Regions from separate parts of the Homo sapiens genome. Here region 1 is linked to region 2. The links are chromatin loops, found by intact Hi-C in ENCODE. Cell type or tissue: sigmoid colon. All regions are shown on one strand. Links, peaks and the distances in the headings refer to the core of each region. The heading gives the core; the rest is flanking DNA.

Region 1 (11,829 bases), core at 2,653-10,652, 350 kb after region 2:
GCACTCCAGCCTGGATGACAGAGTGAGACTCCATCTCAAAAATAAATAAAACAAAATAAAAATAATGAAGATAAAACTTCATTGAAAGTGGAAGATAAATTCTTAATTTGTATTTAAAGTGCCTCTGAATATAAGGCATTAGCTGAAACCTGTGAGAGATAGAAAGATGAAATAGATATGGATCATATCTTTAAAGAAAATAGAAGGGAAGGAAAAGCATAAATAATAGGGGCAAGTAATAAGTATCCTTAACAGAGGAATAGATTAAGTAATTTGTTAATTATTTAATAAATATAATAAATTTCTTCATTGATCCTCTCTTAATAGGAGAGAATACATTTAATGGAGAAATTGTATCTACTGTAGATTGATACTATAGGTAAGCTAGACTGTCTCAGGGCACTGAAATTTAGAGTGCAGAAATGTAAAATAAGATCAGACTCATGGCATTTCTTACATTATATATTGATGGCATATGTAGTCTTTTAACAGAGAAACTGATTTTAACACCTGATGAATACCTATTTAATTAAAAAAGGAACCAAATGCCACCAATTCTTCATGACTCAGATGAGGCATATAATAAGTTTTAAATTGATTAGAGGTCAATTTGCTACTTGCGTTGGTCACTAAAATTACTAATCTTAGTCTCGGTTGGTGTATTTGAAAAGTCTTTATGAAAAAATGTTATTTGTGCTTGAACTTTCAGAATTAGTTAAAATTAGACTTGCTAACATAAGGAGAACTATGACAAGCATAGAGAGAAATTTTAATGTGTGTATTAAGAACTTTTATTTCTGCTGTTGCTCAGGGTACATAGAAAATTTTGGAAGGATGTGTAAAGACCAGGTCATAGAAGGGCTTTAGTATGTCTTGAAGGGCTTAAATACACACAGGTGTGTGTGTAAATGTTAAAAAGAAAACAATGCAACAAGACAGGTGTTTATTGGGGCAGTTTGGGGTACTCCATGTAATTTCTAAGGGGTGGCTTTCTGTTGGTAAATTTACAAGTCCAGAATGTGACCTTCCATTCCTGAGCCTTCAGCCTAATTTGTTAGCCTACCTTGTCTCAGGATGTACTCACTGTGCCCAATGCCACAGAAACTGATGTCTGAATTCAGAATGTTTTATTAATGTATGGTACAGATGTAATAGCTAAGTAGATTTGTTTCTATTCAGGGCATTTTCTAGATGCACCATAGGAGAAGTCAAAAGAAGATTTTTGGTGGTCATGAAATCAAATCACAGGGAGTCAGATATATGACACAAACATTTAACAGCATCAACCTGTAATAAGTAAATGCACACATCTCCACAATGGGACTGTCCTACCATTAGAACCCAACAAGTCCTAGATCAAGGCATTTCTCCTCCAGGCAGCGAACAGATGACTCTACTACCAGTGCTCTCTCCTTCTATGCTCTAGGGCTAAGTCACTCACCTCCTTCCTAGTTTTTTTTTTTTCAGTGCTTTCTTACATTCTGTCAAATTATAGACCAGTTTTGCTGGCCCAGAAGCAGGTTCTCTCATTATAATATGTCCTGTTCTTTATCCATTGTGAATTTTCTTTTTAAAAGCAGTCCTATATGTAAGATGTTAGGCACTGGCAAAGTGGATGGGGTCAGTGGCTGGATGGGGAATAGAGCTGGGACACAGGCTAGAGCTGCTCAGCCTGCTATAGCAGCTGTCACAAAGGTGTTGAACTTCCTATATATCAACAACGATGTGGAGGCAGGAATTGGCCACGGCATTTTAAGAAATAGCAAGTAGAGCACTGTGGTCTCAGAATGTAGGTCTGCGTTGAGAAAGAGTATCATGTAAAGTTCAAGGTAGCGTAGGCTTATAAAAAGCCTGAAAATGGAAATAAAATACTTCAATCTAAGCCAGTGATTCACACATTAGTCTAATGGTAGAAGTTTTTTTTCCAATGTCACTCACATGATTTTCTGTGCCTCCTAATGTAGCCCAGATAGAAAAGATGGTGAGTGAATTTCCTTTTAAGTCATCATTATGTGATGGGAAATACACCTATGACATACCTGTACAAAGGTGGTCTACTCCAGGGTCATTGCGTAGAGACCCAAAGAAATTGTGGACATTATCCAGTTGGGGAGCTTAGATGGGAGCTTGGATCTGCCACCTAGTTCAATCCAATTTTTATAATACTAGTTTATATAACATTTTTTGTTCACATTTTTCTAATACTGAATTTGGCATTTAATCAATGAAGAGTACACAGTATACACATATGGCTTTATTACTTTTGGGAAATGCTAGTCCTTATTCCTTGAATTTATTTTTGTAGTGTTTCAACTTTGGTAAAATGCTGTTAAGTCTCATTTGCTATTCATAGCAACAGTGTGTTAGGCAGGTAGTAGTTATCCCCAATTTTGCAAGTAAAGAAACTTAAGCTCATAAAAGAAAAGTGACTTGCTAAAGGAGATACGGCTTTTAAGTGGTAAAATTGGGACTCAAACCTAGGTCATCTGACTTTTACTGTATTCTTATCACTAGGGTAGACTCCATAAACCAAATGTTTAATAAATGTTAGTGACAACATAAACTAAGTTTCAAGGCCCTCATTAAAACTGTTTTATTGGCTGGCCGGGCGCAGTGGCTCACGCCTCTAATCCCAACACTTTGGGAGGCCGAGGCGGGCGGATCACAAGGTCAGGAGATCGAGACCATCCTGGCTAACATGGTGAAGCCCCGTCTCTACTAAAATACAAAAAATTAGCCGGGCGAGGTGGCGGGCACCTGTAGTCCCAGCTACTCGGGAGGCTGAGGCAGGAGAATGGCGTGAATCCGGGAGGCGGAGCTTGCAGGGGAGCCGACATCGCGCCACTGCACTCCAGCCTGGGCGACAGAGCCAGACTCCGTCTCAAAAAAAAAAAAACTATTTTATTGGCTTTTATAAAGCTGGAGTAGGATGTAATATTATGCAGAATAAATTGCCATGGATTTTTTTTTTTTAAGAGCTGAACAGTTGCTTTGGTCTCCTTGGCAACACAGTATTCTCCTTCTGTCCAAGAAATTTAGTACATATAAATGAATATTTGAATTTTTCTTTTTAGAATTCAAATTCATTTTTTTCTTTATACTTCCAAATTTCCTACATTTTCTCCTGTTTTCATCATTTTATTTGCAATTTATTTTTTTTGAAGAAATACATGCTTATGATTTTAAAAAATAGTACAGAAGGGATTATAATGGAAAACAATGATCCTAACTGCCTCTTCTTTTCCTCAGTTTGCTCCTTATAAGTCATTTTAAGTTTCTTTTTAGTTATTTTTGTGGTTACCATGAAAAGACTAAGTAATATACTAGAAGCACTATTTCTTGATGTATTTTAAAGCTTTAGATATTATCTGTCAAATATATCCCTGTGCTATAAAAAATGGGAATTCACTCACTATTCTCTATGTCTCCTAAATTTTGATAGTTATGCTATTAGCATTAGTTATTTCAAAAGTTTAAACAATATAATTAATGCTAGCAAAGTTTGCAGGACAATAAGTGCAACTAACAAACAGGGCTTCCAACTGGCCATTCTATTTAAGAGGAGACTGGCAGAAAACATATTGTATACATGAAAACAGAGAAAACCCATACCAGCTTATATAAGGTACCTAGCGTAGTCAAATACACAGAAACAGAAAACAGAATGTTGGGTACCAGCGGCTAAAAATCTATTGATGTTAATAACTAACTAACGATCAAACTATAAAAAGGAAATAAGCTGCATGAAAAATAAGTAAAGCAATGGATACAGGAAAAAAACTGAGTTAAGTCAGGGAACACAAGAACTTAATGTTTTTTGATTAAATAAGACAATTATTCCATCAAATAAGGAAATATGCTATGAAAAAGGAACAGGAAACAATAATGAGCTCTTGGAAATTAAGAAAAAAACGTTACACCCCACCCCTGCCAAATGCAATAGAAAATATAGACGTTAAAGTTGAGGAAACATAGCAAAAGGAAATAGGAAATATGAGGAAGTTGATGTGGAGTAACTTCCCCAGAAATCCAATGTAAAGAAATCCTAGATGAAAATAGTGTACTGATCCACACTGGGGTTCCAGAAATATATCTTGAAAAAGAATTCAGCATCTATGCCATAAATAGTAAAAAGCTGGAAGATGTTAGTAATATGGTGAAGATGGCGTGTTGTTTCTGGTCAACAACATTAAAAAAAAAAAGAACAGAAAAGAAAAAGCAGTTACCCAAGGAAGGGAGGGAGGGAGGAGGAAAACAGGAAGAAAGTAGGAAGGGAGGGAGGGAAGGAAAGAATGAAGGACCCAAATAAGCAAGGAAAGACAAAGCTGAGTAAGTTAAGTTATGGTCTAAAAATGAAGCCAACTAAAATGGGGCATCATTTTGAACAATTAATTGATGGATCTTAAGGAAAGAAAAACAGATCTCCAGAACTTTTTCATCTTGCTAAACTGAATTTCTGTACCCATTAAATAACTCCCCATTTCTTCGTCCCCTAAGCCTCTAGCACCCACCATTCTGCTTTCTGTTTCTATGAATTTGACTAATCTAGGTACCTCATATAAGTGGCATCATACAATATTTGTCTTTCTATGACTAGCTTATTTCACTTAGCATAATGTCTTCATAGTTCATCCATGTTGAAGACAAGATTTCATTTTGATTATAGAACAAAATGTACATGTTATCAAGTTATTTTGGGTTTGGGCTTATTGCACTTTGTTTCATGCTACTTTTTGTACGTGGAAATTGCATCTACTCTTCAGTACCCACTGATCCCTTCCTCCAGTTCTTTTTACATTGTAGGTTTAGTCCTTTCGTTCCTTTACTATCACTGTAATAAGTTCTCAGGGAGGGGAGACAAGTGTTTAAGTCTTTCATCTTGACCCAAAAATCTTTATACTTTTATTTCTTCAAATTAAAAATGTACTTGAAACTGAAAACAGCTAAGATGTCCTTCAATAGGTGAATGAATAAGCAAACTGTTGCATATCAAATATTATTCAGTGATTAAAACAAATTAGCTGTCAAGCCACAAAAAGAGATGAGCTATCAAGCTGTGAAAAGATGAAGAAACCTTAAATGTAGATTGCTTACTGAAAGAAGATGGTGTGGAAAAACTACACAGTGTAGTAATTTTTCCATAGATATATTTGAAAAGGAGTGATTCATATTTGAAAGCTCTTCCTGTCTCACCTGACAGTTTTCAAAATAGGTAGACTAGCACTTCTGTTTGTTATTTGGGGGACTTCTTTGCCCTGTTTTTTTTTTTTTCTTTCATAAAAGCTGTTTGTTTACTTCCTTCAAGTTTTCTTTTTTTTTTTTTGAGACGGAGTCTCGCTCTGTCGCCCAGGCTGGAGTGCAGTGGCGCAATCTCGGCTCACTGCAAGCTCTGCCTCCCGGGTTCACGCCATTCTCCTGCCTCAGCCTCCCGAGTAGCTGGGACTACAGGCGCCCGTCACCACGCCTGGCTAATTTTTTTTTTTTTTTTTTTTTTGTATTTTTAGTAGGGACGGGGTTTCACCATGTTAGCCAGGATGGTCTCGATATCCTGACCTCGTGATCCGCCCGCCTCGGCCTCACAAAGTGCTGGGATTACAGGCGTGAGCCACCGCACCCGGCCAGTTCCTTCAAGTTTTCTACAAGGCCGTTAGAAACCTATTCGGATATGTCTTTGATCTAAAATTATTTTCCCGGTCGGGCGCAGTGGCTCACGTCTGTAATCCTAGCACTTTGGGAGGCCAAGGCAGGCGGATCACCTGAGGTCAGGAGTTCGAGACCAGCCTGGCCAACATGGTGAAACCCCCATCTCTGTTAAAAATACAAAAAATTAGCTGGGCGTGATGGCACTTGCCTGTAATCCCAGCTACCCAGGAGACAGGCAGGAGAATCACTGGAACCCGGGAGGCGGAGGCTGCAGTGAGCCAAGATCGCGCCACTGCACTCCAGCCTGGGTGACAGAGCGAGACTCCATCTCAAAAAAAATAAATTTTTAAAAAAGTATTTTTCCTGTCTCTTCCTCTCCTCTTATTTAAAAAAATCAAAGAATATGGATAATCTAATAAAAAGGAATTTATCATCATTTGATTCTTCCAGGTTTTACTTGTGAGATACATTGAATTAACAAAAGAATATACATCTTATTATATTTCATTAGCTCAGGGTTTTTGTTTTGTTTTGTTTTGTAGAGAAACAGGGTCTCACCCTGTCACCTAGGCTAGAGTGCAGTGTGATCATAGCTCACTGCAGCCTCCTGGGCTCAAGTGATCCTCCCACCTCAGTTTCCGGAGTGGCTGGGACTACAGGCACAAGCCATCACACCTGGTTACATTAGCTTAGATTTCAATGATAATCCCTGGATAATCTAAATCAGAATTCTTTCATCCTTCCTTTTGGAGAGACAGCACAATTGGCTTGTCTCATGGAGAAACCTGTTTTTACCTAATTTATGTCTGTTTGGCTTTTTAGAAATATTTTCCCTCAAAATAAAAGGTTGATTAGTAATTTAGTGCAGATTTTACTGAAGGAGTATTGTTTTCATTAGTCAACTGTGGTCTGCATTACTACTAATTAGTACTGAGGCTGCTGCCCTCTAGTATCGGGAGTTAATGGAGAAAATGTTCTATGCTGGTGAAGAATAGACAGGAAGGCAGTGAGATAGTGTCACCAATCCTCATGAGATCTTTTACACCAAGTCATTTAATGAGGAGTGTATCTTACCAAACAAAACAATGGAAATGGTCATATTTAATGCCTTAAAGAGTATGAAGACTATAATATGGTAAATGAAAAATACCATATCTCTCTGATTCAAAGACATTTTAATGTCTACCTTGTTAGAAAACCTCTTTAACGTAAGTAATGGTTTTATGTTGTGTTTCTGCTTCAGAATTTTTTCACGTCATTTTCTCTCTGAAATATTTCATTATTTATATAGGTAAAAATGAGGGAAAAGCCTAAGTGTCCATGAATAAATAAATGGTGACATAAACTGGAACACTCTGGAGTGAAAAGAATAGCATGGCTCTATATGTATTAAAAGGACCTCCAAGATATATAGATATAAAGAGAGATATAGATACATAGGTGTATAGGTTTATATTTTTTTTAATTTTATTTTATCATATTAAGAACACTTAGCATGAGATTTACCCTCTTAACAGATTTTCCAGTATTCAATATAGTATGGTTAACTGTAGGTACAGTGCTGCACAGCATATCTCTATAATGAATTCATCTGGCTTAACTGCAACTTTATGCCTCTTGCTTAGCAACTCTCCATTCCTCCTTCCCTTCCAGCATCTGGCAACCATCATTCCACTCTTTAATTCTATGAATTTGACTATTTTAGATACCTCATATAAGTGAAATCATGCAGTATTTGGCCCTCTGTGCAAGATATACATGAAATAAGCAAGTTATAGAACAACATGTACAATTTGATGCCATATATGTAAAAAAAGAGTTAAAGCAAAACTGCATTTTACAAGTATGTAGATGTGTAGTAAAGGTCTGGAAGAATGTATTACAAGCTGTAAGCGGCACCTCTAAAGGTGGGGTCTGGGAATGAAAGTAATGGTCAATGATGTCTGCAGCTTTATCTGTATTATTAGTATTTTTAAAATAAGAGAAATGTGTTACTGTAATTCATAATAAAGTAAAATTTAAAATATAAATAAAAATTAAGTGGTTAACTGTCTGACATTGGCTTTTAAGGGCAATAGGAGTTCAAAGTCAGGAAGATTTTTTGTAAGAGGTAGAATTTGAGCTGGGACTTGAAGGGTAAGTAGGATACAAATAGATAATGGATATGGGGCAAAAATTTAAAATGGGCACAGTAGAATCATAAAATGGAAAATGACACTGATCAGGGAAATGAAACTGAGCAGGAGGCATGCAGAAACCATGAACAGATTTCTTAAGTATAGCGTATGTATTGTGCTACTATGGTGAGTAAGTATAGGTGAAGGAAAACTAGTGTTTATGAGTGATCATGTACCAGACATGGTACTTACTAGATGCTTTCATGTAGAAAGTCTCTTAATTCTCCCAAGGATTGTTTGAGGTAGTTATTTCCATTTTTTTAAGCCTATGCACAAACCCAGGCTCAGAGAAGTGTAGAGAGAGGGGACTATTTGAATCCAAGAAGGTTTCAAACTCCTTTGCCCTTTGGGATCTGACCCCAACCTTTCTAATTTTTACATTTGATGTAATGAGAATTGAACTCTATTGCTGATTCTTGGCTGATTAATCTGGCTGCAGCATGTAATTAGGATGAGATGGAATGGAGTTGTGGAGGGGATCCTGGAAACTCTCATAGAAATGTAGATATAAAAGTTTTACATAAGGATGTTTGCTTTGTGAGAAAATCAGGAAAAGAAGCCATAAGACTCACTAGCAAATTGATCTCTGTCTTCTTTTTAAAAAGACAGAAAATGATAGTTCCCATTTCGTTAAATCATATATTTTGCTAACTTTGAATCACATCTTTTAAAAGAAAGAAATTATAATTTAAATTCACATGCCCACCTCTCTGATTCCATTTTCCTCCCTTCTTCCTTTCCTCAAAGTAACCAAGGCATATCTAGGAATACTAGGGTTTTGTTTGATTTTCTTTTTCAGTTAAAATATCATTTTGTTTTTCACTTAAATGAAGATAACTGTGGGAGGCTGGGTGTGGTGGCTCATGCCTGTAATCCCAGCATTTTGGGAGGCCAGGGCAGGAGGATTGCTTGAGCCCCAGAGTTTGAGACCAGCCTGGGCAAAATAGGGAGACCTCATCTCTACAAAAAGTAAATAAAATTAGGTGGGCATGGTGGCATGTGCCTATAGTCTCAGCTACTTGGGAGGCTTAGGTGGGAAGATTGCTTGAGCCTGGGAGGTTGAGGCTGCAGTGAGCTGTGATGGCACCACTGCACTCCAGCCTGGGTGACAGAGTGGGACCCTACCTCAAAAAAAAAAAAAGTTTTTTTTTTTGACAGATATTGCCAAATTGCCTTACAGAGAGTGTGCACCAATGTATTATTCTACCAATAATATATAAAAGTGCCTGCTTTCTCAAATTCTTGACTCTACCATGCAGTATCAAATATTTTTCTTTGCCATTGTGAAAAATAAAAACTATATTTTATTTTAGCTTTAATTTCCATTTTTCTTATAAGTGAGGTTGTATATTTTCATATACTTAAAAGATAGCTGTATTTCCTTTTCTATGAACTATTCATATCTTTTGCTAGCTTTTCTATTGAGTTATTAATCTTTTCTCCTGTTTTAATGCCAAAGAAATAAGTCTTTGATGTATCATGTATTACAAATGTTTTTTTCTCAGTTTGTCTTTTGAATTTATATATGTAATTTTTATCACGTAGAACATAATTATAATTTTATTGACAGCATAGTATTTCACTTGGTAAATATATCATATTTAACCATTTCCTTTTTGCTGGATGTCTTAAAGTATTCTGATTTTTAAAAACTATTTTGAATAATGCTGACAGCATCATTTTGCATATAATTTTTTCCCTTAGATTATTTCTATAACATGTAAAGATGACATATACATGATACAGAGATATTTAACTTCTGGGAAATGCTGTCAGACCATAATTGTAGCCTAATTTCAGAAGAATATGGAATTTGGGCTTTATTGAAAAAGAAAAAGCATATTATTGTTTCCTTTCTTGGTGGTTTTTATGCTGATGGGCAGGGTTCTCCTGTTGGTAGTATTTTCGCCATTTCAAAATATGCATTAAACATCAAGCCATGAATCTTTTGTCTGAGTATACGTTAAATTAAGCATAAAACTATGGAATCTCAGTTGACAGAAATATAGATATTATCTTATTTAAGCTCCTACTCAGAATAAAAACATGTTCTGTAGTATCCCAAATAGGCAACTTCCGTATGAGAACATTTCTGGTATAATGGAGTCTTGTCTTACTTAGGAGTTAGATTCCAAAGTCAATAAATAATGATAATGGTATAAAATTTTAAAATCACCCTTGTAAACCCTTAAATTGTCCAAGAACTACAAGATACATGATTTCAAATATCTATCCTTACACAGTAATATATGAGAATATGTAACATATGTAGTAATGTGCCATATATAATAGAGCACATACACAAAATACAATTTTAATATTTAGGAGGCAGGGCTAAATACATATAGTGGAGTACATGTAAGTTAAGTGTAGTAAAGCCATACTATATAGTGCAGTGTTGTAGGATAGAAAGATTTCTGCTTCTAGAAATGACAGATGAGGTAATTTGGACAATCTTCCTCCAACAACTGGAAAAAACAGACAAAATATAGATTTAAAAATCTGTTTGAAGGTGTTATTTAATGTTAGTCAAGAGTTTCCAGTTTAAGATTTGGAAGAAGAAGGAAATTCCAGGCCATGATCTAGAAGAAGACAGAAATTCAGAGAGCTGAGTTTAGTATTTAGGGGGCCACTTTTGCCCAGGGCACATTTATTGATCAGGATAGGCAGCTAAGAAGATTGTCAGTCTTTTTGTTAGCCTTGCTAGTATAGCGGGACAAAAGTTGGAATCTAGGCCCTATTGCGGGTGGAGACCCTGAAAACACTCTTACTTTAGGTTAGAAGTCCAAAGGGCTGCCCTGTGAATACTGGTGAACTCAAAGTAAACACTCCGCATACAGACTATATTCCAGTTTTGAGTCATTTGGATGGCTTGGAAATTGGATTAAAGTGAACCTAGATTGCTAGTGCTTTCAGATGCCTAAGAAAAGCAAAACAACAAACAAACAAACAACAACAACAACAAGTTTCCTGGAGGGAGGTAGCTTCATCTTAGTTTCCAAATTATTCCTACTAATAATATTTTAAATATAATACCTAATATTACAAAAATAATATAAATATAATAGTACAGAGTCAAAGATAACCAAACATATAAGGAAGCAAGTCAACATAAACAAGAACCTGCAGAAACAACAGATAATGCAAACTGACCGGCAAGGGCTCCTATATTTATCAAATGTAGACTTTAAAATAACTAAGATTGTCAAGATCAAGAAGATTAAAAAAGATTAAAATTGAGCAGAGAGCAGAAGTAAGAGTAATCTCATAAGTTAAAAAAATTGGTGGAGAAATGAAAATAATACAAAAAGTAAATTTTTAAAAATAGAAATTCTGAAGCTGAAGAAATACAATAACCAAAATTAAGAATTCAATGAACAAATTTAACAACACTTTAGAGAGGAATCAGAGAGAGAATTAACAAACTACAAGATAGGTCAGTGAAAAATAGTCAGAACAAAGCATGGAATGACAAAAGGATGCGGGGGGAGTGGGGGAGTAAAAGAGAGGCTACGAGACATAAGATGATACAGGAAAAGGTCTAACATGCTATTCATTGGAATCTCTTAAGGAGAGGAAAGAGATAGTTACTATGAAATTTCCTAAACTGATGAATGACATTAATCCACAGGTTAAGAGTTTGGGGTTACAAAGGAATATAAATCATTCTATTATAAAGATATATGCACACGTATGTTCATTGCAGCACTATTCACAATAACAAAGACATGGAATCAACCCAAATACCCATCGGTGATAGACTGGATAAAGAAAATGTTATATATATATATATATATTTATTTATATATCTCCATAGAATACTATGTATACATAAAAAGGATTGAGATCATGTTCTTTGTAAGGACATGGATGGAGCTGGAAGCCATTATCCTCAGCAAACTAACACAGGAACAGAAAACCGAACACCGCATGTTCTCACTTACAAGTGGGAGCTGAACAATGAGAACACATGGACACCGGGAGGGGAACAACACACACTGGGGCCTGT
Region 2 (11,829 bases), core at 1,385-9,384:
AAGTCTTAGACAAGCGCCAAGCCCATCTTTGTGTGCTTGCATCCAACTGTGATGAGCCTATGTATGTCAAGTTGGTGGAGGCCCTTTGTGCTGAACACCAAATCAACCTAATTAAGGTTGATGACAACAAGAAACTAGGAGAATGGGTAGGCCTCTGTAAAATTGACAGAGAGGGGAAACCCCATAAAGTGGTTGGTTACAGTTGTGTAGTAGTTAAGGACTATGGCAAGGAGTCTCAGGCCAAGGATGTCATCGAAGAGTATTTCAAATGCAAGAAATGAAGAAATAAATCTTTGGCTCACAAAAAAAAAAAAAAAAAAAAAAAAGAAAGTCATCAGTTCTCAACCTGGGACACACCTCAGAAACACCTGTATATATCAAGGTCCCACCTCAGATCTAGTGAACCCAGAAACCCAGGTGGGGGATACCAGGCTGTGTATTTTTTTTTTTAGTGCCATAAGAATTCTAATGAATACTCCTAGGTAAGACCACTACAATAGATAAATTCAAAGGACCATTCCAGCACTAACATTGTAGAAGTCCAACTTCCAATTTCCAGCCTCTTCTCTCCTCTATGCCATTGCTGAGTAATCTTACTAAAAGCAATAGTGGTGACAGAGAGCAAGGCACACCTAAGAAATCTGGAGAGCCACTCACTATGTGGGAAGCTAATAACAATGAGGATGATTCTAAAGTTTCAAGCCTAGCAGCCTGGGATTGTGATGAAAATTGAAAACTGACAAAAATGCATCCAAACCTCTTTCCTTCCTTCCCTCCTTCCTTCCTTCCTTCCTTTCTTTCTCTCTTTTTTTTTTTTTTTTTTTTTTTTTTGAGACAGGGTCTCATTCTTTTGCCCAGGCTGGAGGGCAGTAAGCAATCACGGCTCACTGCAACCTCTGCCTCCCAGGCTCAAGCAATCCTCTCACCGCAGCCTCCTGAGTAGCTGGGACTACAGGCACATAACACCACACCCAGGTAACTTTTATATTTTTTATAGAGACAGAGTTTCACCATGTTGCTCAGGCTGGTCTTGAACTCTTAAGCCCAAGTGATCTACCTGCCTCGGCCTCTCAAAGTGCTGGGATTACAGGCATGAGCTACCGTGCCTGGCCCAAACCTCCTTTCTATTTAGGGAATTCCCCATTCTATATAGTATTGATGAGGCTAGGGAAGCTGAACCTGAAGGGATATTCTTCTCCCTGCCCCCTAACAGTTAGGACGTGACACATGACCCAGGCTCAGCCACCTGGCCACTATTCTCTGAGCTTGGCATCTTCAGCAAGTGACATGAAAACATAGAGACAATTTTAGAATTATTCATAGCAACAGAGACAGTAGGTATGCAACAGCAGTGGGGCCCTGGTGGGGTTTGAGGGGGGTGGCCCTGCCATGATGAGGGTGGCCATGCCAGGCTGTACCTGAGACACAGACTTGGCTGTGGTTCCCGTTGCCGAGCCTGCCTAGGTTACAGCCCATTTTCCATATCCGATGCTGCAGTTTTCCTGTCAACTCTTTGTATCCTTTCAGTAAATTTCATTTTTTCTTAAATGACTCACAGTCTCTGTTGTTTACATCAAAGTACTCTAACTGAGACATTAGCTTGTTGTTTTTGAAGTGTCGCCTAAAAATGGTTGTCAAGGGTGCTTGGTAGATTATAAAATGATACAAGAAGCTTAAGCCAACAGCCTAGAGTAGAACAAGCCCAAATAGCTTTTCTCTAAGGCCCCACCTGCACCACAGACCACCATGGGAAGAAGGATTCACAGACTCCCTTTAATGCACGATGCCAACTGGAACAAATGGCAGTGCAGCCCCAGGTACCAATGCTTCCCCTCCAGCTGCTTTCTGAGGATTGCATTGCTGTCAGAATTCCCTACCATCCTTCTCATAGCACCTCTACCCAGATAGCTCTGCATGGTTCCACCCCACCACTACCCCTTCCTCACTCCTCATCCACATCACTACAAAACTTCCCTCTAGCTGATGGCTCCAGCTTCTCCTTGCTGGACTGAAAGACTCAGATATGAGCAAGGCCATTCAGCCTAGTTCCAGGTGGAGACAAGGCTGTTTCTTCCTGCAAGCCCAAGACCTCTCCTTCCAGCTTAAGTGCTGCTGAGTCCATCCTGAGACCTTACACATCTAAAAAGGAGAAGGCTAAGCCCCTCAGACCACACCAGTGCCACCTGTCCTCTTTGGATAGCATCTTCTTCCTGTGCTCTTCCTCCCTCAAGTCAGATCTCCCCCTGAGATTTGGCCCCTTCCATTTTGCTTTAAAGATTCTTGCTACCTTCTTACTTTTATTCATCTTCAGTTCCTTCCCTTTTGTTTCAGAGGAAGAAGTAATTCTTTTTTTTTTTTTTTTTTTTTTTTTTTTTTTTGAGACAGAGTTTCGCTCTGTCGCCCAGGCTGGAGTGCAGTGGCGCGATCTCGGCTCACTGCAAGCTCTGCCTCCCGGGTTCATGCCATTCTCCTGCCTCAGCCTCCCGAGTAGCTGGGACTACAGGTGCCCGCCACCATGTCCGGCTAATTTTTTGTATTTTTAGTAGAGATGGGGTTTCACTGTGTTAGCCAGGATAGTCTCCATCTCCTGACCTCCACCTGCCTCGGCCTCCCAAAGTGCTGGGATTACAGGCGTGAGCCACTGCGCCCGGCCTAGGTAATTCTTTTGCAAATCTAATCCCTCCATCTGTGTTTGTCATGTCATCTGCCCAGCCTCCTCCAGACTCTTTCCAAACACTCTATGAATACAAATAAGACTTGGTCCTTGCCCCCTCAAAGTCAAAACCTAACAGAAGGGCAAAAGTAGAAAAAAATATAGCAGAAAACAGAAGAGTTATAGAAGAATTGCAAGGGCTACAACAGACATAAACAGAATGCCATGGAAGCAGGGAGCAAAGGTGAGAGGAAGTTCAGGAGATTTCACAGAAGAGGGGACATTTGAGCTCGTTTTTAAAGACTGAGGGAAGGAAGTTCACCACATGGATACAACGGAAAGCAGAGAGAAAATAAGAGCCAAGGCACAAAGGCATAAAAGTTTGGGACCTGTGTGGGACTGACAAAGAATTTGATGTGGCTAGAACATCAGGTTGGAGATGAGACTAGAAAACTGGAGAAGAAAAGAAACTAGAATTTATTGAGCAACTACCACGTGCCAAGTGTCATGCTAAGCAACCATATACCTCTCTCATTTAAACCTAAAGTAATTGAAAGATTTAATATTTGGCCCAAGGGATTGGTACATATGGATTTTTGTTTTGGTTTTGTTTGTTTGTTTGAGATGGAGTCTTGCTCTGTTACGCAGGCTAGAGTGCAGTGGCACAATCTTGGTTCACTGTAACTTCCACCTCCTGGGTTCAAACAAGTCTCCTGCCTCAGCCTCCTGAGTAGCTGGGACTACAGGCATGCACCACCACACCTGGCTAATTTTTTTTTTTTTTTTTGTATTTTTGTAGAGACGGGGTTTCACCATGTTAGCCAGCCTGCTCGTCTCAAACTCCTGACCTCAAGTGATCCACTCTCCTTGGCCTCCTGAAGTGCTGGGATTACAGGCGTGAGCCACTATGCCTAGCCTGGATTTGTATTCTATAAGGATAAATCTCGATTCTATAATTATCAGTGAATAACAAAAAGAATCTAAGCAGGCTTCATCCCACCCCCAGAGTTGAGATATTACTGGAGAAAGTATGGTGCAGCTAATGTTCATTCATTCATTCATTCATTCATTCAACAAATATCTATTGAGCACCTACTATGTGGCAGGATTATGTAAGTGCTAAGAATTCAGCAGCAAACACGGAAGACAAAGTCTAGATGCTGACCAGTTTGAGCAGGAACAGCATTAGGTACAGTGTTTGACATATTCCAGCTGCTGTGGAATGAATGAATGTTATCGCCTTAGTTACACTTTTATGTTTAGTGACTTTCAAAGTACTCATTGTCAGAAAAATATTCTAACTAACAAAAAAGCACATTGGTGGGGCAAAATAGTTCTTTAATTTCTTTCTTTTTTTTTTTTTTTTTTTGAGACGGAGTCTTGCTCTGTCACCCAGGCTGGAGTGCAATGGCGCCATCTCAGCTCACTGCAAGCTCCACCTCCCAGGTTCACACTATTCTCCTGCCTCAGCCTCCCGAGTAGCTGTGACTACAGGCGCCCACCACCATGCCCAGCTAATTTTTCTGTATTTTTAGTAGAGAAGGGGTTTCACCGTATTAGCCAGGATGGTCTTGATCTCCTGACCTCATGATCCGCCGGCTTTGGCCTCCCAAAGTGCTGGGATTACAGGCGTGAGCCACCATGCCTGGCCTCTTTAATTGCTTTACATTTTCCCTCCAGATGCCTATAAATCCACTTAGAATTGGCAACTAGTCTTACTCCTCTCTGCACCTCCCTCTCCTCGCCTCAGTCTTTCTTCCTCTTTTCCCTGCACTCAGGGCCCCTATTCTTGTTCCTCTAGGCTCTGGCCCCAAGTTCCAAGCAATTAGTTTCCTCTTTGATTTAGTTGTTTTTAATTTTTTTTCTTTTTGAGACGAAGTCTAGCTCTATCACCCAGGCTGGAGTTCAGTGGCATGATCTTGGCTCACTGCAACCTCCGCCTCCTGGGTTCAAGCGATTCTTCTGCCTCAGCCTCCTGAATAGCTGGGACTACAGGTGCGTGCCCCCACGCCAGGCTAATTTTTTGTGTTTTTAGTAGAGACAGGGTTTCACCACATTGACTAGGCTGGTCTCAAACTCCTGACCTCGTGATCTGCCCACCTTGGCCTCCCAAAGTGCTGGGATTACAGGCATGAGCCACCATGCCCAGCTGTTTTTTAAATTTTAATTGACAAATAGAAATTGTATATATTTATAGTGTAGAGTTGTTCTTTTTGTTTTTTAAGAGGATAGAGGTGGCTTTAAGAAATCCTTTAGGTTCACAACCCAAATGTCCATCAATGATAGACTGGATTAAGAAAATGTGGCATATATACACCATGGAATACTATGCAGCCATAAAAAAGGATAAGTTCATGTCCTTTGTAGGGACATGGATGAAGCTGGAAACCATCATTCTGAGCAAACTATCGCAAGGACAGAAAACCAAACACCACATGTTCTCACTCACAGTTGGGAATTGAACAATGAGAACACTTGGACACAGGGTGGGGAACATCACACACCGGGGCCTGTCGTGGGGTGGGGGGCTGGGAGAGGGATAGCATTAGGAGATATACCTAATGTAAATGACAAGTTAACAGGTGCAGCACACCAACATGGCACATGTATACATATGTAACAAACCTGCACGTTGTGCACATGTACCCTAGAGCTTAAAGTATAATAATAAAAAAAGATGAGAATTAATTATCATTAAAAAATTTTTTAAAAAAGAAATCCCTTAGGTTCAAGATATAGAGAATAAGAGGGAAAAGAAATGGGCAAATGGCCTTACCCAACTGCACTCAGAGTGAAATATCTAAAAGACAAAACTTTCTCTGCTAGTATTGCTCACCTTTTATAGCGTAAATCACATTTCTTATTCTCACAGAGTCTCTATTTTCCCAGTCTCATCAAAGATATCCTACTACCTTCACTTTGGTCCAAGTCTCCAAGAAGGAGTGGGTCATGGACCTGTCCCAGGAAAAGAATGAGAAGAGTGAAAACCTCTTCTTGTCATAAATAAATAGACGAATAGTTACATTGAGCAGAATGGAGGATTTGCCTCAGAAGAGAGCACTGTGATTGCAGCAGAAGAAAAAGTCAGGGGAGCTACAAAATAGCCTCTCAGAGATTGACTTTGTCTACTTTGGAAAGAAACGGGAGAGATGGGTTCAGCTGGAGGCTGAGAACAGAAAGCATGATCTCCCAAGTTCCTTTGTCCTGAAGGAAGACAGGCTTCTATACCAATCTACTAGTGATCAACGAGAAACCTGATGGGTTCTGCACTAGAATGGTCATCGTCCCACTGTTCTTTGTTTACTTGGCTCTGTGTTCTGCAATCCCATCCCTGGGAAATGCCTGCAGGCGTCTCCTAGGTCTGCGATGTTGCTCAGTTTGACCACCAGGGGGCAAACTGAGCCTACGCGGTCTCCTCCACCCAGTTTCCAAACTCCAGAATCAGAATGTCAGAGCTATAACTGGCTTTAAAAAACCATCCAAGGCTTCTAATCAAACCTTTTTGTTTCAAGAGAAGAAAACCAAGGTCTAAAGAGGGGAAATAATTTGCCAAAGCCACATAGTGAGTGACTAGTAAAGTAGAAACTAGAAAACAAATCTTTTGACTCACTACTCCAGTTCTACACATGTTCCACACCAAGCTTTCTCCAGTCTCATATTTAATTCTAGAATACATCGAGTTTTAATGCTATATCTCTATGAAAAGATTCTCTCCCAATTAGATTGTAAGAACTTGGGGCAAGGGACCATGTTCTGACCAACATTGTACATCTTCTCCTCTAGCACACTCTTCTGCAAGGCAACCTGTATGCCCAATACAAAAAGGAAGATTTCAACAAATATTGTTAAACTGCTATATGGCAAGTCCAATAATGGTTCCTGATAACACAGAGATGAAATATACCATCTCTGCCCTCATGATACTCCCTATCTAGGGAGGGAGACAGATACAACAACACCTATAATTTAAGAGATGAGCATTTAACAGTGATGTAGAAAAGGCAATATGGAGGCACAGAAGAGGAAGTGACTATGTACCTGGATGAAATACAGAATTAGGTCCTAAAGGAAGAATGAGAACTCATCAGAGAAGGGAAATGGGAATTACAAATAGAAAGAATAGCAGAATAAGCCAACACAAGGAGGCATGGAGGCATGTGTTCAGTGAAAATGACTCTGAGTAGCTACACACAGTATAGATAAGAAGTTGGACTGAAGCAGAGGAGGAGGAGTAAATAAGACTAAAAAGGAAGTCCGAGGTCAGCTGTAAAGTTGCTATTCATTTATTCAGTCATTCAACAACGTTAAATACTCCCATGTGCCGTGCAGTGCTGTTATTGATAATGATGGTGGTGAGATGATAATAAAAGTAAGGGGAATAATAATGATGATGAAAATACTAATGTGGGTGAATTCCAAGGATTTGGGGTCTTGAATCTAGGGTTCATTACTCATATGAATCAGATAACACAGATAAATATTCCATCCTCCATTTCTTTTCTTTCTTTTTTAAATTCATTTTCTATATCAATAGCACACCTACAAACATGGTGAACATTCCTAAAACCTGCCAGACTTTCCGTAAGAAGTGAGGCAAGCACCAACCCCACAAACTGACGCAGTACAAGAAGGGTAAGGATCCACTGTATGTCCAGGGAAAGCAGCATTATAACAAGAAGCAGAGTGGCTAGGGTGGGCAGACTAAGCCAATTTTCCAGAAAAAGGTTAAAACCACAAAAAAGACTGTGCTGAGCCTTGAGTGCATTGAGCCCAATTGCAGAGCTAAGAGAAGGCTGACTATTAAGAGATGCAAGCATTTTAAACTGGCGGGAGATAGGAAGAAAAGGGCCAAGTGACCTAGTTCAAAGCTTCATCTTTTTTTTAATTGTGAAGACAATAAAATATTGAAGTTAGGTTCACACACACATACAAAAAAATCTGTTATGTATTAGGCATTGTTCCAGGAGCTAGGGATATAGCAGTGATCAAAAATTAAAGTCCACAGCCAGACGCAGTGTCTCACACCTGTGGTCCCAGCACTTTGGGATGTCAAGACAGAAGGATGGCTTGAGCCCAGGAGTTTGAGACCAGACTGAGCAACATAGCGAGATGCTGTCTTTGTCTTTAAAAAAAAAAAAAAATAGAAAATAAAACAAAAAAAATTAAAGTCTAGGCTGTTGCAGAGCTTTTGTGCTCATGAGGGAGACAGATAATATACAAGTGAAAAATATGTTTCAGAGAATGATAAGAAAGGAAAGAAAACAAGGCAATAAGATAGAAAATTACTCAAAAGCAGGCATCATTACATAGATTGGACCAGGGAAACATCACTAAAGAAGTGACATTTGAGCTGAATGAAGTATTATCTGTAGAAAAGGTTGAGGGAAGAGCATTCCAAGCAGGAGAACTAGCAAGGGCAAAATCCCTGAGGAGGGACCAGGCAGCTTGATGTATCCCAGGGACAGAAAGAAGGCCCGTGTACTAGAGCATAGTGAGCACAGGGAGAGTGGTCTGAAGTCAGAGTGTAGACAGGGCCAGGGCATGGAAGGCTTTACATATTTGGCAAATGATTTGGATTTTATTCTTATTTATTTATTTAGAGACAGTGCCTTGCTCTGTTGTCCAGGCTGGAATACAGTGGTGCGATGTTGGCTCACTGCAGCCTCCACCTCCCAGGCTCAATCAATCCTCCCACCTCAGCCTCCAGAGCAGCTAGGACTACAGGCTTGTGCCACTACGCTTGGCTAATTTTTTAATTTTTTGTAGAAATGAGATCTCATGATGTTGGCCAGGCTGGTCACAAACTCCTGGACTCAAGTGATCCTCCCACCTTGGCCTCCCAAAGTGCTGGGATTACAGGTGTGAGCCACTGCACCCACCCTTTGGATTTTATTCTAAGTGCAATGGAGAGGTTTTAAGCAAAGAAGGGACTTCACTAATTTACTTTTCTTTTCTTTCTTTTTTTTTTTTTTTTTTTTCAGAGATGGGGTCTCACCCTGTCATCCGGGCTGGAGTGCAGTGGTGCAATCATGGCTCACTGCAGCCTTGACCTCCCAGGCTCAAGCAATACTCCTGCCTCAGCCTCCCAGGTAGCTGGGACTACAGGTACACACCATCATGCCCAGCTAATTTTTAAGTTTTTTGTAGGGACAGGGTCTCATTTTGTTGCCCAGGCTGGTCTCAAACTCCTGGGCTCAAGCAATCCTCCCACCTCAGCCTCCCAAAGTGCTGGGATTACAGGCATGACATATGACGCCTGGCCTGATTTACATTTTTAAAAGATAATTCTAGTGGCTCTTCATTCCCACCTTTAGGTGGACACAGTGCCTGCCACCTTCCAACTGCGTGACCCAAGTTGTATGGCACTGTTTTCTGGTGCTCTAACTGCATCCTCACAGACCTATTGAAAGAAGTCTCTGAGAACAAACTGCTTTTCTAAAGTCCCCTGAATGTGGAGGAGGTGAGAGAACAAGGTCCACTCTCTTTGATACTTGGTAAGTGAGGATGCCCCAGTAGAGGAGGCCTCTGGCCAGTGGCAGGGCTTAAGACTCTAGAAGAATGATGATCCCACTCCATGTCTTCTGCTGAAGACACCATGTCCCCACTCAGTTTTCCTCATGAGGGCTCTCTGACATTAAGGGCTATGTGTTCCCCATTCTGGTTTCCTGATACTTCCTCCTCTTGCTGTGTACAGATTGTCCTGGGAACAGAGGGCTCAATGAGGGAGAAAAAAGACTTGGGAATATTCACATAGCCATATGGAAACCTATGTAAATACGGATGAGCCTCACTTTAAGAAGATCCATTCACTCACATAGATACTGATCGAGCACCCACAATGCATCAGGCACTATTTCAGGTGCTGAGGATTCATTCATCCATTCTACAGACATTTTTATTTAGGCCAACTATATGCACAACATCTGGAGAGCCAAATAAATACAAAAATGATAGTAGGTTCTAAATAAATGTTTGTTATATAGGTGAGTAACTGACCCAGTTGAGGGGTGAGAGTAGGGTAGGAATTGTTCACAAATAAATTAACTGTGAAGGTCCTTTAAATAAGACTTTCCTCCTAATGTAAATAAATTGGACTCAGCTTTATTTATTTATTTATTTATTTATTTATTTATTTAAATGGTATAGGGTTTCACAATGTTGCCCAGGCTGGTCTCAAAGTGATCCTCCCACGTCAGCCTCCAGAGAAGCTGGGACTACAGACATGCCACCACCACTGGCTGAACTCAGCTTTAAAGAGGCTATTTGTTCATTGCATTTCAGCACCTAATCATGTAAAAGCAGCGTACTAGAGGGGGCTTTTACCAGCTAAGGAGAGCCAGGGGTTAAATTTTCAGAAATGTTGCAAGCTGGTTATTGAACACAATCATTCCTAAAAATTAAATAACATAACGTATAATTAAATAAGTTACACTTAAAACAGAGGTAATAAAAACTGAGTCATCACTTCCTAATTACTACTCTCAATGTTCTTGAGGTTATTTACATCTACTATGTCGATAGGGAGGAAATACTGTATAACGGTATTTCACTGTGCCTCTCTTCTCCACTGCGCTTTCAGTGATGTCACATTGGTAGCATGAATTGGCCACAGTGGGAGTATTTACACCACAGACATTGGCAACTGTAAAAAACAACACTTTTTTTCCCCTGGAGAACCAGTTGTTAAACATTTACCAGCACACCACTGGTGTAGAGTCTCTATTATGTAATCTTCTTGTGGTGAATCTTCTTTTAGAATCTTATGGACAGAATTAAGCGGACTAGGCTAAGTCTCTCCTTGACACTGATCCCTATGATCCTTATCGCTATGGTAATTTTACATAATTAAGCAACCTGTGGCGGAGGAGGTGGCCTTTTAGTCACAAATAGCATGTCACATGAGGACTGTTTGAAGGAACTAGGATATTATTCAACAAACCTTTATTTAGCAGCAAATATGTGCAAAGCTGTGTGTTGAAGGCTAGGGAAGATATTAAATAGTAGTCTATGTTCTCAAAGAACTCACTATAGAGGAGGTGACACAAAACCTATTGAAAATACAATGTAGTAAGTGCTATAACAAAGAAGTATGGAGCAGAACGGAGCTAACTCAGAGACCAGCAAAGAGGATTCAGAGCACCTAGAATACAAGTGTCGGTGTCTGTCTTGTTCTCCACTGTGTCCCTAGCACCTAGCACTATGTCTGGCCCAGAATTTGCACTCAATAATTGTTGCATGAGTGAAGGAGTTAGCAATTACCTTAACCCTTGAAAAATAAGTAAGCTTGCCAGACAAATCAAAGTGAGTACAGAGAGGGCATTCCAGGGCGAAGAAACAGTGTTTGCAGAGTCATGGAGGCCCAAGAGCTTGGCACATTTGAAGACAATGTTTAATATGGCATGAGGGGTCCCGGGACCCAGACTGGTAAAGGTGAAGGTATGGAAGAGGGGTTCTCTGCCCCAAATCTCTAGAGAGCTCTCAAAAGACAAAAGGACTTGGCTTGTTCTGTATAGCCCTGGGGACAGAGTGAGGGGCAACACAGGCAGTCACAGAGAATCAGATTTCAGTTTAATATAAAGAACTTTCTAACAGAGCTGTCCAACAGTGGAATGGGCTGCCTTGGCAGGCAATGAGCAAGTTCGCTATGAAGGAAGAAAGCAGATGCCAGATAAACTCTTAGTGCAACAAACTGCTATGGGGAGATGCATTTTTTTTTCCTGACTAGATTTTGGAAGAATTTATTCAGTCTCCTTTTTAAAAGGGTATTAAATAATATATAGACAACTCTCTTCAATAGTATTTCTACAGAAGACACAAAGACTTTCTTTCTTTCTTTTTTTCTTTTTGAGACAGTCTTGCTCTGGAGTGCAGTGGTGCAAACACGGCTCACTGCAGCCTCAACCTCCTGGGCTCAAGCGATCCTCCTGCCTCAGCCTTCAGAGTAGCTAGGACTACAGGTGCGTGCCACTATGCCCAGCTATCTTTTTTACTTTTTGTAGAGACGAAGTTGGGGGGGGGTCTCACTTTGTTGCCCAGGCTGGTCTTAAACTCCTAGGCTCAAGCCATCTTCCCACCTCAGCCTCCCAAAGTGCTGGGATTACAGGTGTGAGCCACTGGGCCCGGCCTGACACAGAAACTTTCAAGTGTTTGTTTCTTATGTCAATCATTGACTAAAG

What was found. Hi-C counts contacts between places; a loop is a spot of excess contacts. Peaks named below come from ENCODE experiments on the same cell type or tissue, not always from the same donor. Only the 100,000 strongest peaks of a DNase experiment are listed, where the experiment ranks them.
Region 1: a loop joins it to region 2, with 7 times the contacts of the local background. A loop is called at or near these places in 12 of 110 quality-filtered maps.

Annotation. Positions count from the first base shown.
Region 1 is chr11:74,383,613-74,395,441 of GRCh38, reverse strand. The region is part of intron 1 of PGM2L1 (phosphoglucomutase 2 like 1); the gene reads left to right. Among named protein-coding and RNA genes, the nearest start is that of PGM2L1, 8.9 kb to the left of the region's middle. In sigmoid colon, for the core only: a CTCF peak has its summit at 6,609; a DNase peak (open chromatin) is centred at 6,581; H3K27ac peaks cover 183 bases.
Region 2 is chr11:74,734,168-74,745,996 of GRCh38, reverse strand. It overlaps the pseudogene RPL36AP38 and the pseudogene RPS12P22. Among named protein-coding and RNA genes, the nearest start is that of CHRDL2, 8.7 kb to the right of the region's middle. In sigmoid colon, for the core only: a CTCF peak has its summit at 6,031 (motif pointing right); a DNase peak (open chromatin) is centred at 6,016.